Linked DNA regions of Homo sapiens: region 2 is linked to region 1. Evidence: read pairs that join two places in POLR2A ChIA-PET (ENCODE). Cell type or tissue: GM12878. All regions are shown on one strand. Each heading gives the region's core, and the rest is flanking DNA. Links, peaks and the distances in the headings are about the cores only. Region 1 has its middle 260 kb from the start of CXCR4. Region 2 has its middle 190 kb from the start of CXCR4.

Region 1 (8,549 bases), core at 1,877-5,876:
AGACAGGACTCTGTCTTAATAAGAGAGCAGTTACTTATTCAAGAGCTAGGAAAGGAGGGATGGCACTGTTGTTAGGGATTCATGGTCAATTTTTTTCTTCCATGCAGGTAGAGAACATGGGTTCTTGATGTCTGGTTTCTTTTTGTAAGGTTGCTCCAAGGTCCCTGGTAGGCTTTAGGGTTTGCCCAGCCACAAGATGGCAGTACTCAGCCAGCATTCACATGAAATGCAATACTGGCCCCCAGACTCCTCTTGCTCTTCAGATGATACCCAGAGCAGTGAACTGATGCATTTGATGCAACCAAAATAGGCTCATTTTCCTCCTGGGAAACCTGGCATTGAAGAAATTCTCCATCTAGTAAACTCAGACCCGGGAACAATGACCCTAAACAAGATTACATGCATGCCATTTAGTGTCTAAAGACAGAGCCGTTTCCCACACTCAAATGAGGAAACAAGAGGCTAACTGGTCATATGGTACCAACAAGACAATGAGGCAGAATAATAAATCTGTGGGCCTCCCCAAATATCTGTGAATATGTGGCCATCTCAGTTACAAGGCAACTAATGGTGACCTAAAAATAGATATCCATTGAAAGATGCATTAAAAATGTTATATCCTAAGCAAAGTGGAAAGTTGCCTCAAAATATATTCTCTGATGGTTAGTCAAAACACGTTGTATTATAAATAAATAGCAAGCATCATTTTCCCATGTCAAACGTGGCGACTCATGGTTTGTGAGCTACAATAGTACTTACTAGCAATAAGCATCTGTGAAATGAAGGGGCTCCCAACACATCCAGAATGTATGGTGGCACAATGAGAATTCAGAAAATGCCATTCTCCCCTCTCTGCTCAATCTCCCACCGCTGTCATCTTTACTACAGGCTTGATCTGAATTTAAATACATAAGATTTGGGCTCCACCCACATACTTTCCACCCAAGTATCTCAGAAACTGATACTCATGATTCCCGCAATTCCAATGAAACTGTGGTTTTGTGCTGAGATTATCTGAATAATTGCTTCCATTTTTCTTGGCCTTATAGACAGAACCCCTAAATTTTGTAAGACCCTTTTCTTCATCTACTGTTCACTAGACCAGTTGTTTCCACGCTCAGCTGATCAACAGAATCACCCACGGTCTTATTTTGGTTTTTAAAGTACAGATGCCATATCACCTTCCACCTACTGATTTTAAAATTTTGGAAAGGAGGTGGCAGAGCTAGAAAGTGGTGTTGGTTTCTAGCATATGTGTAGGAATAGTAACCCAACTGAGGGGGTTCCAATGAGGTTTAGAAACAGCTGCACTAGGCAACACTGCTTTTCAGACCTCAGAGCACTTTCTCACCATATTCAGAATGTCCCATGGGAGCAGTAGGAGGGAAATCTTAAAACTCTCCAGGCTCTTCTTTACAGAGAAGGGATAGCAAGAGACGTGCCCACAGTCCGAGAGACTCATACAGGCAGATTCAAACTTAAGTCCTCTATTACTAGTTCATCCTGTTCTAGCCTTTAGAATTTTCTCACTTTCAGCAGGGCCCAGTGGCTCTCATGCCTGTAATCCCAATGTTTTGGGAGGCTCAGCCAGGAAGATGGCTTGAGGCCAAGAGTTCAAGACCAGCACCCGCTTAGGCAACATAGCAAGACCCTGCCATTTAAAAAAAAAATTTTGCCAGATGTAGTAGTGCACACCTGTAGTCCTAGCTACTCAGAAGGCTGAGGCAGGAGGATTGCTTGAGCCCAGGAGGTTGATGCTGTAGCGAGCTATGATCACGCCACTGCACTCCAGCCTGATAGCAGAGCAAAGATCTCATCTCTAAAACAATAATAAAAAGCATTTTCTCATTTTCTGTGGGCCTTGTAAATCACATTTACCAGACATAGGATTGCATGGCAGACAAAGGCCAATATTCCTGTCTGTCGCTGTGCACTACTCCAGTCAGATAGATCCTCACCAAGGCCTTGTAATCCATCCCAGAGTCCTGGCAAAGCAGCCGGGAAAGGAAATGAGTGAAAACAAAGACATATGAGCAAAGGGTCAAGTTGCCAGAACTCTTTGAACGGAAGAATCAAAGACTCAGGGAGGAGTTAATCACGTCTCGGAGGGCACTGGGGGCTGTTGGGGCAGCAAGGCCCTGAGGCAGCTGGTGGGGACCAGCACTCACGCCCACACAGAACATCTGTTCACACCCATGGAAGTGCAGCGAGCTTTTGTTTTTATTAACTGAAAGAGGAGGAAGGCATTTGGTTGGGGTGGAGTTGGTAAAAGTGAGTAAATTGCAAGGTTTGTATTGGCACCTCCCCACAACCAGACCTGGGGTTTGAGTCTCTGTGTGGAAGGGTGGTTGTCAGACTTCGGAGATGTGGCTTTCATGAGAAGCTTTTACAAATGTTTTAGGGAAGCAGAGCTGCTCCTAGATCCAGGTGGCACAAAGGTGAGCAGGAAACCTGAATTAGTCAGGGTTCAGGGAAGAGGAACCACTGTGAGTGATATAAAATAAGAGATTTATTATATTGGGGGAGGTGAGAGACCCTTCTGTGCAGCCTGGTCCCTCTGTGTCTAGTGTTGACCTTGAAGTTGCTGTAGGTCAGCTGGATTGGCAGTCACAAAGCAAAGCTGGTTGTCGACAAGAGCAAGGACAAACTGAAGCCCACAAGGATGAAGTGGGACCTGCATCTATCACCTCCAGCCTCAATGCGATGCCCTGGCTGAGCTGCAGGATGCCAGCCCCTTCACCACAAAGCTGCACACACACCTGGCCAAGGACTCAAAGAAGCAGGAGATTGGTGAGAGTCACCCCAGCGAGACAGCTGATCAGTGACAAACATGGGCAGGCTGCCATGGCACCTACACTGATCAGCAGTGAAAAAACACTATTGCTGCTTTACTCCCGCATTACAGATCTCACGCAAAATATCTCTCGTGAGCAATGCTATCCTGGACCTATAGAGAAAAGGGAATTCTCCAAAGGGTAATTCTCACTTAGCTAGCCTAACACAATGCAGATCTGTGACAAGATTGTCTCCATGTTCTGGTACCTGAAACTGGAAGCTTTGGGCCCACCCAGCATTTCATGCATCTTGGCATGAACTCTGGAGTACTCCCAGCGGGCACTTTGAACAGGAAAATCATTGCAGCTCTGTCAATCAGCTTCCTGAGTAGTAGATAGCAAAAAGTATGAGCTGAGAAGGAAGAACAGAACATGGCAGACTGTTTCCAGAACATATGAGGCCCCATTCAGGGATTTTGCCAAATAACTAGGGCATACTTTGGGCAGGAGGGCACTTAGAGAGTGGTACCATTGTAATTTGTACATAAATGGAGTTCTGATCTCATTTTGTATGCAGGGCTGGGCATGCCTGGACAAGTTGGTGACACAAGTAAGTGACATATAATGAGAATTTCATAAACCCAGAGATGGAAAGAGATCTGAGACAGTCATTTCCTGCCTCTCCCCTCTTCTCTCTTCTCCTTTCCTCTTCTCTTCTCTCCTGCTCATAAGCATCCTATGTTTCCATCATACCAAGCCACTGGCAGGTCTCTGAACACACCACACTCTGACATGCTTGGACCTTGGCATTTGTTATAGCCCCAACATGGAGAGGCCTCCACCCCTCCTGCCCTTCCTCACTCCTTTTTCCTTGAATAACCTGCGTTCAAATTTCAAATCTCAGATCCGTCCTCCCCTCTCCCTGACCCCTGGTTAGTTTGAGTCAAGAGATACTCGCAGGTACTGTCTACTGATGGCAGTCTGAACATGCCTTTTCTAATGTGCTATCACCCTATTTTTAAGTAGCCTTCTTGAAGTATCATTGGACTGCAGTAAACTGCATATACTTTAACTGAACAATTTGTAAGTTTTCACATAGGTATACACCCATGAAACCATCACTACAATCAAGATAGTAAACAATCCATCCCCTCTGAAAGTTTCTGTATGACTCTTTGTAATGCTTCCCCTCACCTCCCTCAACGACATCCCCATACGACATCTCATCTGCTTTCCCTCATTCTAGATTAGGTTGCAATTTCTAGATTTGTATTTAATGAAATCATGTAGCATGTACTCTTTTTTTTGGTCTGTCTTCTTTCATATTCAGCATAATTATTTTGACATTCATCCATCTGTCTGTGTGTCAATAGTTCATTTCTTTTTTACTGTCGAGTGGGGTATTCTGGTATATGGATGGACCCCATTTGGTTTATTCATTCACCTGTTGGTAGACATTTGGGCTGTTTCCAGTTTGCAGCTATTACATATAAAGCATCTATGAATATTCATGTACAAGTCTCTTTGTGGTTATATATTTCCTTTCCTCTTGGGCACATATCTAGGAGTGAAGTGGGTGGATATATGATAGGAGTGTGCTTAATTTTTTAAGAAACTGCCAAACTATTTTACCAAGTGATTGTTCCATTTTACATTGCCACCAACAATGCATGAGGGCTGCAGTCCACATCCTAGCCAACCCTTGATATGATCGATCTTTTTAATTTTAGCCACTCAAATAGATCGGTGGTGATATTTTATTGTGGTTTTAAGTTGCATTTTCCTAATGATGAATGTTGAACATCTTTTCAATGTGCTTATTAGCCATCTATATATCTTCTTTGCTGAAATGACTCTTCAAATCTTTTGCCTATTTTTTAATTGGGTATTTGTTTTTTGAGTGTTCTTTATAGATTTTTGACACAAGTCCTTTATGAGATATGTAGCTTACAAATATTTTCTCCCAGTCCGTGGGTTGTCTTTTTATTCTTTTGGCAGTGTATTTTAAAGAATAAAAGTTTTTAATTGTGATGAAGTTCAATTCCTCAACATTCTCTTTTACAGATTGTTATCATTCTTAATTCTCTAGTGGCTTCTACACACCTCGTCTGTGAGCCCCTCCAGGGTAAAGACCACAAGATTCCTCCATCTCTGTATTCCCAACACCATGGCTTAGCACTTAGAAGACACTGAAATTATAGTTCTTCTGGCTGCATTATTGCTCCTGGCTACCATGGGAAGGCCACAAAGAAATCTCCACATGGGGCCTGAACCTCCTGGCATTGCTGTGTAATAATTGTTCCTTTATATGGGAATAGAGGGTTTTAATCAATGTCACCATTTTTCTTAAGCAAGGAACACCTACTAAGGCCTCTGCATATTTCCCCATAATATATCTCTGTATTTGCACAGAGGGAGAATGAATAACATAGAAAAATCCTCCCCTGGAGGCACTCCATTTGGAAATTCTGCTTGTTTTTTCTTTTGATCAGGGAGAGCCCATTGTTTCTGGAATAAGCAAAGAAAAATCTTATAACAGGGTCTCCCCATAAGCAGAAATCAAAGAGGACTTCTCCAGGAAACAAATCCAAGTAAATTTCACCATGGGCCTGCTATTTTTTGCCCCAGGAAAGGGGTTTTAAGAAGGTGATAGGCCGGGCGCAGTGGCTCATGCCTGTAATCCCAGCACTTTGGGAGGCCGAGGTGGGTGAATCACCTGAAGTCAGGAGTTCAAGACCAGCCTGGCCAACATGGTGAAGCTGCATCTCTACTAAAATTACAAAAATAGCCAGGCATGGTGGCAGGCGCCTGTAATCCCAGCTACTCAGGAGGCTGAGGCAGGAGAGTCTCTTGAACCCAGGAGGCAGAGGTTGCACTGAACCTAGACCATGCCATGGCACTCCAGCCTGGGTGACAAGAGCGAAACTCTGTCTCCAAAAAAAAAGAAGAACATAAGATGTCTCTTCCATATATGAGAACCACAGCTCAGTTTCCCTCCAGTGGCCCCCCTATAGGCTGCTAGCCCCCACCAGGGTCTTCTACCCAGCACCAACCCAGGAACAATTCTGGCTCATTCTGGCTGACAGCAATGAAGCACCTATCTAAATACTGTTGAGATGTTGAATTCAGTAGAAAATGAACAGTCAAAACGTTTTGACAGGTGTTTGCCTTGTGATGTCCTGAAACATTCATCTTTCACAATTAAAAGACTCTAAGGATGAATTCCAGTTCCTGAAATATGGAACACTGAGATGAAGACCAATGACAACTGTGAAAGTTCTTTCTCCCAAAACCAAGAATTCTTCACAAAATATAACTTTAAAAATATTTTAAATATATGATTAGGCTCACAATAAAAATAAAGTAGAAATTTCCAGGTGCCAAAGAGAAGCATAAAACCAGAGTGGCAACTTAGGAGCTGATAATATAGTTACCAGAAGGGAAATAATACGACGACTTGGTTTTTAAAAGTATAAGAGACAAGATATTGGGCCAATGCAAGGAGGAGAGTTGGAATTGAGAACCCTCAAACTGGAACTCTCAAAAATTGATACCCTCTCAGAAAAGACAGACTGGAACAAAATCTGTCAGCACAGATAAACAAGGAGTCTTATCTGTCTGTGCCTGTGTTCTAGATGAGCAAAAATGTCTCCCTTGGGAATTAGAAACCCCCAAATGACCTGGGGTTCAAATTTACTCACCTTTTCTAGGAATTCTTCATTGAGAGATTAGCATAAAAATTTTTTCTAGGCCAGTGATAATTCTGATCAGCTGGAAAAAGCAAAACCATTAATGCCAAAAGAAATTCATGGAAGAAAAATGTTAACCTCACAATTAAAAATTTCAAAATCCACAAGGAGAAATCTACCATAGACAAAAGGTAGAATACACTATAAATGCAAGATTAGACTCTCAACAACTTGAGGTAATAGAATTACAAACTGAAACTTGGTAATAGTTAAAATAATTAAATAGCTAATAAATAAAAAGAAAGCTGTAGGAAAATACAATAACAGACAGCCTGTAGAAATTTTGAAGACCATGATTAACACAGTTGATCTAATAGATATATCAAAATCCCTGTACCTAAGAATTAGAGAATACATAGTATTACAATTCAGTCAACTTAACAAATGTCAAACAACAAATATCACATAGCCATGCTTTCTGATCATAATACAATAAAAATTAAAATATTCTACAAAAAAGGCAACCCTCCAAACTCCCATGTGTTTGGAAATAATTTATGAGTCAATAAATTTTAATGATTAGAAAATAATTTGCATTGAAAGGAAATAAAAATAGCATATGTCAAACTTCAGGTAATAGAGCATAGGCATCACTTAGAGGAAATTGTATAGAATGCATATATAACTGAAGAAAGTCCAAGAATTAGTGAGCTAACTATCCAACTCAAAAAGTTGAGAAAAGAGGAACAAAGTAAACCCCCCACCCATCAAAAAATGAATAAATGAAATTATAAAGATGAGTAGAGAAATAAATAATAAAAGAGAAAAGAGAAACAGAAAAAGTCAACAAAACCAAAAGCATTTGTTTGGAAAAAAGCTAAGTAAATTTCACAAACTTCTGACAAAGATTAAGATCGATTTAAAAATTACACACACACAAACCACCACCAATGAAGAAATATAAGAACCTAATTTCAAATGCAGCGGAGATTTTCAGAAATTATAAGAAAATACTATGAATAACAATTATGAACATTTGAACACTTAGATTGAAGGTACAATATTCCAGAAAAGGTATAATATTCTAGAAAAATATGTTATCAAAACTGTCCAAGAATATGTATGAAATTTAGATAGGTCTATTATTAAAGGAAGTAAAACAGTACTTTAAAATATATTCACATACAAGCAGAGAGGCTCACGTGCACACACATGCACAAATATACTCATCAAAAAACCCAAACAAATTATTCCATGGGTATATTCTAACAAACATAAAAAATACATATTTTCAATCTCATTCAAATTGCTTCAAAGAAGAGAAAAAGAGAATGTTCCCTACTCATTTTATGAGAGCAGTATGTCCTTGATGTCAAAACCAGACAGGATGGTATAAAAATCGAAAACCATAGGCCAATCTCACAAACACAGGAACACATAAAAACTTCATAAACTATTCACAAAATAAGCTAAGCAATGTACCAAAAAATCCCGACTGTAGGTTTTATCCTAGAAAGGTTTATTGCTAGGAAATCTATTCATATAATCTGTACAATAAATTTTTTTAAAAAAAAACATATAGAAGTAAAGAAAAGCATTTGATGAAATTAAACTCTCATTCTTGAGTTTTTCTTCTTTCCAGCTTTACTGAGGTATAATTCACAAATAAAATTGTATATCTTTAAGTAGTACATTATGATGTTTTGATATAAGTAAACATTGTGAAATGATCACCACAATCAAGTTAACATATCCATCACTTCACATAGTTACCATTTTTTATAAATAGTGAAAACACTTAAGATCTCTCAGCAAATTTTAAGTATATAATATAGTATTAACCATAGTCATCATGCTACACCTTAGATCCCCAGAATTTTATCATATAACTGAAAGTTTGTATCTTTTGACAGACATCTCCCCATTTCTTTCTCCCCTCTCCCTACTCCCTGACAACCACCAGTCTGTTTCTATGAGTTCAACTTTTTTAGATTCCACATATAAGTGTAATCATGCAGTATCTGCCTTTGTCTGACTTATTTCAGTTAGAATAAAGCCGTCAAGCTCATGCACATTGCCGCATATG
Region 2 (8,549 bases), core at 1,624-5,623, 65 kb after region 1:
CTTAAGAGTTAAAGGACAAGGAGTAAGAATTTTACAAGCAGGTCACTAGGAGTGTACATTGGAGAACCAATACAACTTCTAACTCTTGGTTCCCAGACCTGCGTAGTCTAGCTTATAGGAACAAGAGACAGAACACAACAATAATACAACATTACCACTTGTTCAATGTCCTATGCATTTAAATCATATTTTATGACCTTAAAGAATTTTATAAATAGGGCCATTATAAACATCAGGCACTATGAACAGTGCTTCTCAAGACTCTGCAGAAATGCTAGAGACCACTGGAAAAAATCGTATTGATTCCATAACACAAAAATAAAATCACAAAATCAAAACAAATGTTTAATTCAATGTCTACAAATATAAAAAGTGACATGACACTAATTGTTAAATTTAATATTTAGAAAAATGTAACTGCATTTGAAAACAATTTGTAGGTTAGATTTTTCTCTCCAAAAGAATTTCTAAATTATACATGAATTATGGCCATGCACTTACAGCCAATTACAAATAAATAAGTTACAGGTAACAAAATAAGTTATAATTTTAAAATCCAATTACAAAAATTCATAAAGTTGTGTGTGTGCGTGTTTAACATGAAATGTGGGTAACTTGTAATATGTACAATTCAGAGTGGTAGTATTTCTGGGGGTAGCAGTTTGATTGATAAAATTCTATTTTTTTTTTTCTTTTTTTTTTTTTAATTTGAGACAGAGTTTAGCTCTTGTTGCCCAGGCTGGAGTACAATGGTGCAATCTGGGCTCACTGCAACCTCTGCCTCCCAGGTTCAACTGATTCTCCTGCCTCAGCCTCCTGAGTAGCTGGGATTACAGGCGTGTGCCACCAAACCTGGCTAATTTTTGTATTTTTAGTGGAGACAGGGTTTCACCATGTTGGCCAGGCTGGTGTCAAACTCCTGACCTCAGGTGATCCACTCACCTCGGCCTCCCAAAGTGCTGGGATTCCAGGCCTGAGCCACCATGCCCAGCCCATAAAATTCTTAAATAAGTCTTGTTTATATAAACCTTGATCTTACCATTTTTGTAATGATGTCATTAATTCTAATTTATACATATGTTGACTTAATATAAAAATATCTTTGAAAGTGTGTTAGACCCCTCAATATAAAATCAGAACATACCTGTTAATACATACTACTAGAATTTAAGTTTTTGATAGAAAGAAGATGTCATTAGTTCTAATTTATACATATGTTGACTTAATATAAAAATATATTTGAAAGCATCTTACGCTCATCAATATAAAATGAGAACATAGCTGTTAATACATATTATTAAAATTTAAGTTTTAGATAGAAGGAAGAAGGTGTTTAGTAGTACCATAGAGTGACTATAGTTAGCAATAATTTGTTGCATGTTTCAAAATAGCCAAAAGAGGGGAGTTAGAATGCTCCTAACACAAAGAAATAATAAATGTTTGAAGTGATGGATATCCCAATTACCCTGATTTGGTCATTACAGATCATATGTTTTGGTTCAAGACATTCTCCTTCCTATCCTTGCTGTGTGTCAGCAATTCTAGTTCTTCATGATAATCACTCCTGCCAATATGGTGCATCAGTATAAGAAGCCTTACGCAGATCAAAATATCACACGACTTCATACATAAGTATAATTATTATGTATCCATGATAATTAAAAACCAAAAAAACTGAAATAAGAATTTAAGTTTGTTATATTCTTATGTAAAATGGTTGAATAATATATTTCAGTTAATCTTTCTTAGGAAATGCAGTCTAATATTTATTAAATGAAAGTTCTATCAATGGCAAAATTGGCCCAGGAAGTTTTAACATTGCAGGGGGATAATACTGATTAGAAATTCAAGTCCCTGGACTTCAGTTCAACTGTGAACTATTAATCCAAAGAGGAACAATTGGTCTTGCCTTATATTATCATAAATTATCATCTTTTTCAGATCACTTCCTAGTTTTCCCAGGAGTAATAGCCAGTTGGGAGTATATTCATTTATAAAAGTATTATGAAAATCTAAAAGTTTAAAATGTAACAGGCCAACCTGGCTGACTTGTCAGAAATGAATGATGCTTTAAGGGCATAAATTGTAAAAAGCACATTGTGAAGATGTTGTCCCAAAGATCTGTTTACTAAAGTGCGTGGAAGGATAGCAGTGTTTTCTTTCGGACAGCTTTGACACCACTCCTAATGAGAGAAGAAACCAGTACTTTATTTTGTTTAACTGTGGAGGTCACAGTACAGACTCATCCATCAGACCAGCAGCTTCCTCCTCCTCCTTCCTAACTGAGAATGGACTCCAGGCTACACAGCAAAATTTCCCCTTTTCTTTCATTCCATGGAATTTCACAACAGAGTCTCCCTGGCAATGCAGAGGTGCTGTAGTCATTTTTACAAGCAAATCATCCAGAAAGACACCCACAGATGACACAGCACATCTTGGTGTGAAGATTGTGGAAAGGATGGTATTGTTTCAATACCCTCTTGATGGCTTTTACGCCAATAAATTTCCTGTCTCTGAATCTTCTATGCAAAATCTGACCTTCAATTGAGCTAACTAGTGCCAGCTCAAAGCGTTGTGGTTTTTCTTGAGTAATAAGCGCCATTTTTGAAAGTTGGGAAGAAAGACAAGAAGATTTATCATCTGGGGTTTATGGAAACTTTAAACGTGCATCTCTTGAGGTCTTCTCTAGGGACTAATAGTCTGATACGAGTAGCATCATTGCTTAACCTTTCTTAAACACCAAGTCAGATGTGTTGCTTCCCTGTTACCCATTGCTGTCTCCAAGAGATGTTCCGGCTTCGCGCTTACACTCCCCATCTTCATTGTCTGTCCTCACCTCTGCCCTCGCCACTCAGGGAATCTGTTTATGAACCAATCTGGCTAGTCTCTGAAAGTCACCATGCTGGCGACCCCGATCTCAGCTACCAGCAGCTCACTCTGTGGGCAAAAGAAGAGCAGCTTTTTTTTTTTTAAGTTAGTGAAACCAGCAAGGTTCAATAACTTCCTGGGAAAGCTGGGACTTGATGATAAATGAGAAATAAAAGCAAGTAAAGATTTCTTATCCAAGCTTCTCCTGCCTTAATTTTCAAAACTAGAATCTGTCCTCCTTCATTTTAGTACTAATTGCAGAAATCATTCCAAAATGTGACTGAACCCATTGGCAATGCCCAGTGAGCACGGCATCTCTTAGTGTGTGTTTTAAGAACTGAAAGATCCCACAGTGGATTTCCCCTCACATATAACTCTGCTGGATTTTAGAACCTAGAGCTTAACACACATTTAGAGAAAATATCTCATAAATCCTGGCAAAGCTTGCAAATAAAGGAGCATGTGTAATATGTAAGTATTTTGTCAGGGTTTACATTTCAGAAAGGGGGAGTCGCAAAGAAAGGAGGAGAGGGGGCAGAGACCCGAGGATCTCCTGGGTCCAGATTCCGACCTTCCAGGTTGCTGCTTTCAGCACTCTCTTGATGAAACCCAGCCACCCACACAGTCAGAACAGATTTGACGAAGGTTAACCAAGTGTCTTAGGGAACTTCTGTGGCCTGGTAACGGTTGCCTGAAAAAGTGTGCCTGAGGTTTTTCATACCCTGCCGGGAGAACTGCAGTCGGAACTTCTTGGGGAATGCACAGCAGTCCCCTGGGCTGCAGAGCCTTGGGGATTTCCAGGGTGGGGTGATGAATCAGTGATGCTCTTGGCGACATTCCTCCCCACCAAGGTTGTCAGGGACTCCTAAGTGTTCTCCTTCTGTCACGTAAGCAGAGCCCCAAAGCTGCAACTGTGCGGACACCTGTCCTTAGTTCTAGCACTCATTTCATTTCATTTTTTTTTTTTTTTTTTTTTTTTTTTTTTTTTTTTTTGAGATGGAGTCTCACTCTGTCGCCCAGGCTGGAGTGCAGTGGCGGGATCTCGGCTCACTGCAAGCTCCGCCTCCCGGGTTCACGCCATTCTCCTGCCTCAGCCTCCCAAGTAGCTGGGACTACAGGCGCCCGCCACTACGCCCGGCTAATTTTTTGTATTTTTAGTAGAGACGGGGTTTCACCGTTTTAGCCGGGATGGTCTCGATCTCCTGACCTCGTGATCCGCCCGCCTCGGCCTCCCAAAGTGCTGGGATTACAGGCGTGAGCCACCGCGCCCAGCCTCATTTCATTTTTATTCCCTGCAATAAGTTGAAACAAGAGGGGAAGAAGAAAAGGGAAAGCAGCTCTCAATAGAAGGTTTACCATTTAGCTGACTCTGACTCTGAACCTCAATGGCCTCATCTTTAAAATGGGATAGCAACCTATATCACTGGTTGCAAGAAGTACAAATATTAGTAAAAAGACTCTAAAAATGTAAAAAGCATAAAGCAAGTGGAAAAGGTCATCACAAGGTTCAGTTCTGACACCAACTAGTTGTGTGCTCGAATGGACAGTGAATATAATTGTCAAAGTCCCTTCCAAAAATTCCACGATCCTGTGAAAAGTCAAACAAAAGACACGGTGGCTCACACCTGTAATCCCAGCACTTTGGGAGGCCGAGATGAATGGATCACTTGAGGTCAGGAGTTCGAGACCAGCCTAGCCAACATGGTGAAACCCCATCTCTACTAAAAATAAAAAATTAGCCGAGCGTGGTGGTGCATGCCTGCAATCCCAGCTACTCGGGAGGCTGAGGCAGGAGAATCTCTTGAACCCGGGAGGTAGAGGTTGCAGTGAGCCGAGATTGCGCCACTGCACTGCAGCCTGGTGACAGAGCAGGACTCTGTCTCAAGAAAAAAAAAAAAAGTCAAACAGAAATTAAAAATCACCAAGTACTTTCTGTATGGCTAAGGTGGTGCTCAACTCAACAGTATCCTCTGTACCTAATCATCTGGAGTTAGTTCTTTTAGCTTCAATTTAAATAGTGTTGCCATCCCACATTTCTTCCCCCTTTCCCACTCTGGTAGTCTCAGAGCTACTTTAGAATTTTCCCTGCAAAGCATCCTGGCTCTGGAGAGGAAATGTGACTCTTTGGCTGAGGTTCAGGCAGCTCTGCTCCTTGCTCTTGAGTTTTAATTCCATGAACAAGTGAGGATTGAGTGGCCTACAATATGAACACTGCTGGGGGCTTAACAAACACGATGTGTATGACTTCAGACAGCCAGAATCTCCTTCCTTCTTGGCAGAGATAGACACAGCCAACCTCTCTTTTAGAGCATTTCTGTTAGACTAGACCCTCCCCATTAAAACCGTGCCCCAGATATCATCACCTCGACTCCAGAGAGCTGATGTAACTAGCTCTGTGGGAAAGAGATTTTCCAGCTTGAGTGTTAAGTAAATTTAAGTGAACCAAACTCAGATGTTTATCCAGTCAACCCCAAAAGCAGGGAAGCGGGTGGAGGTGGTCAAGTAGAGAAGGGACAAAGGCCCTGATGCTCCCAAGCTGCCGAGTTGGGCACTGTCCTAACACAAACTGTCCCTCCTACAAGTTGACCTTGTTTCCCTGGACACACTGGTGTGCCCGTCCCCATGCCTTTGCTCTTGCTGTGCCTTCCCTTCCAGAACTGCCTTCTCTCCTCCTTCCAGCCCTTTGATTGGCATACAACAAAGATTTCTTGAACACATTTTGGGGTTCAGCACTGGGCTAGGCATTATGGATCTAGAAAGATAAACATGACATGATCAATACTCCCAAGGCGCTTGGTCCCCAGTAAGGCAGATGGAATTCCAGCAGTAAATATCTAGTGATTACAGTGGGATGAGTGCCTGATGGAGTGGCTGAGAGAGTGTGAAGAAAGAAGAGATTCCTATGGCTGGAGGGAGTGAGAAGCTTCCTGGAGGAGGCAGCAATGGTGTCTTGAAGGAGGGTTTCAAGAGACTAGGATGGGCATGAGAAGAGGATGAGAGAACAACTGGCCTGACTGCGCCCGCAGGCCTGATTGGTCTGACAAGGGATCTGAAAGGACAGTGACAAGGAAGGAAACCAACCTTTGTTGAGCACCTACTATGTGTAAGCACATATATTTTCAGATATCTTTACCATTACCCTCAATAGGTTGAATTATTCCTATTTGTAGGCAGAAAAACAGAGCTTTAAAGAGATTGAGTGACTTGTTTTGGGTCCCAAAGGCTAGGATGTGGCAGGTCCAGGACTTTTCGCCTAGTCTTCCCAACTCCAAAGTCTGTTCACTTTCTCTACACTAAGCTGCTTTCCTGGATCTGAGGCTGGAAAAGGCCGATTATGGCCACATGCTAGAAAGCTAAAGAACTTGGATTCTTCCTTCCTCCTTGCCTAGTTAAATTCTTCTAGGACTGGTTCAAACCCTACCCTTCTCACTAGGCCTTTCCTGAATGTTCCAGGCCCTCTGTATTCCCAAATACTGTTGACAGAGTCCCACTGCCCTACAAAATCTTTACTGGATCATGTGAATCCATCATGAATCCCCAATAAAAATGCAAGTTCTTAAAGAAGAGGAACAGATCATGCCCCAGAATAAGCAATTATGGAATCAGTTCTCTCTTTTTGGAGAGGATATGGAGACCGGCAATGGCTGCGTTCTCCCCAGCACGGTCTGCCTGCACTCATGTTAGAAGGAGTGGGCACTCCCCAATTCCCCAAGGCCTATCAGCAGACACTGGCCTTCTCTGAAGTTTCTCTCTCTGCAAGGAGATCACAAGGAAACATGCACCACAAGAGCAGCCAATGCAACCTGCCACTGGAACACAACTGGACACACCTAGTCACTCACCCTGGAAATGCATTATGGAATTTCATGGAATGGAACCTAGAGAGCTGCACCTCCCTCCCAGCCTGGAAGGAGACACTGCCACAGGCAGCTCCAGCTCCCACGTGGGAAGACCTGCAGATGGTGCCAAGTCACAGCCTGGGAATTTATTCAGCTATCCCTGAATTTAGTGCCTAGATGGATGTGTCAAAGGGAGGAAGCAGCCTTACCTGCCCAGTGGTGTGGATTTGATGTCTCTGATCATTTCCAGGCGGTTTAACACTTCCACTCTTGTAATGGTTGATTTTCCAGGTCACAAATTTCATGGGTATACTTATTACTTATAGGATAACTATTGATCATTTAATTGCAAGGTAAATACCATAGAAAAGCATGGGAAAATCACATGGTAAACAATTATAGCCTAAGTACTGGTTATTTTGTAGTCTGCCTGGCTACCAGTCATTTATTTTCTAAGTAAAAATTTAGTCCTAGAAAATCTCTCATTGGTATATACAGGAATGCTCAAGAAGTGTCTCCTTTTTAATTCATAATTACATCAGCAGTATGTTACATATATCCTTATCTTGTTCTCCCTGAACTCTCACATGACCATTTTCTTTCCATGGTGCATTTCTTAAAGATGTAGTGAATGGAAGAAGGCCAGCTTTGGGACATGCAAACCTAGGAAAGAATAACCATCATATTACTTACAAGTGGTGCTACCTTGGGCAAGATGCTTACACTGTCTAAGCCTTAGTTTTTCACCTGTCAGACGGTATGAAAATACCTACTTTGTATGAACATTGTTAGCAATAAGACCATTTATATAATGCCTCTGGTACATAGTAATAATGACTGTAAGTATCTATATGGTGCTTAATCCATGCCAGTCATTGTTTTAAGCACTCTGTGGTGTGTATTATGTCAATCTTCACAACAGCCTCCATCAAAGAGCAACAATTATCATCCCCATTTCGTGGGTAGGAAACTGAGGCACAGAGAGGTTAAATAACTTGCCTGAGGCCAACAGCTAACAGGTGGTAGAACAGGGATTCAAACCCAGGAAGACAGGCTTCAGAGTCCATGCTCTTAACCGCTACACTAGCTTGTGCCTGTAGAGAGAGGGCACAAGCTATTTACACTTGGAAGGCACTGTGAGATGATGTGGATTCACTGGAGGAGTGAGAGGGTCAGATGTTGGATTTAGGGGCTGTGGTAGGCAGCCGTTAAGATGGTCCCCAAGGATCCCCACCTCCTGGTATTTATGCCCTTGTGTAGTCTCCTCCCCTTTAGTGTGCACTAGACCTGGTGAATTTAAAATTTGAATACAGCAAAAGTGATAGGCTATGTCTACTGAGGTTAGGTTGCGAGAAGATCGTGGTTTTCACCTTGTGCAGTCTGACTCACACACACTTGCTCACTCTGAGGAGAGCCACCTGCCATGTTGTGAGCGGCCCTGTGCAGAGGCCCACATGGCAGGGAACTGAGCTCTCTGGTGAACAGCCAGCAAAAGCCTGAGATTTGCCAACAGTCACTCCAGGGGGCTTGGAAGCAGATGCTCCCCAAGTCAAGCCTTGAGAGGATTGCCGCCAGCATTATTGACAGCACCAACCTCAGCCCAAAGTTTTAAATGCTAAGAAGCTGAGCGAATAAAGGGTTTTTCCAGCACTTTCAGAACCTTCATCAGCAAAATCGCTGAAGATAAATTTAATAAAGGAAAACAGAAAAGGAAGGAGATAGGTTTGTCTGTTTGTTGTTTTTGTTTTCTTAATAGGGACCACTCATTTCTCTGACAGCGTAGGTTAGTGAGTGAAGCTCTGTCTGCATCAGAAGGAATAAGACCTGGGTCCTGTCTCACCC

What was found. Peaks named below come from ENCODE experiments on the same cell type or tissue, not always from the same donor. Only the 100,000 strongest peaks of a DNase experiment are listed, where the experiment ranks them.
Region 2: POLR2A ChIA-PET joins it to region 1 with 8 read pairs; 1 of 35 experiments calls an interaction of 5 or more read pairs at or near these places.

Annotation. Positions count from the first base shown.
Region 1 is chr2:136,370,603-136,379,151 of GRCh38, reverse strand. No RefSeq gene overlaps it. Among named protein-coding and RNA genes, the nearest start is that of CXCR4, 260 kb to the right of the region's middle. RefSeq lists enhancers at 3,234-3,463, 3,534-3,613. In GM12878, for the core only: no CTCF peak of the experiment used is centred there; no DNase peak of the experiment used is centred there; H3K27ac peaks cover 545 bases.
Region 2 is chr2:136,305,271-136,313,819 of GRCh38, reverse strand. No RefSeq gene overlaps it. Among named protein-coding and RNA genes, the nearest start is that of CXCR4, 190 kb to the right of the region's middle. In GM12878, for the core only: no CTCF peak of the experiment used is centred there; DNase peaks (open chromatin) are centred at 2,515 and 3,619.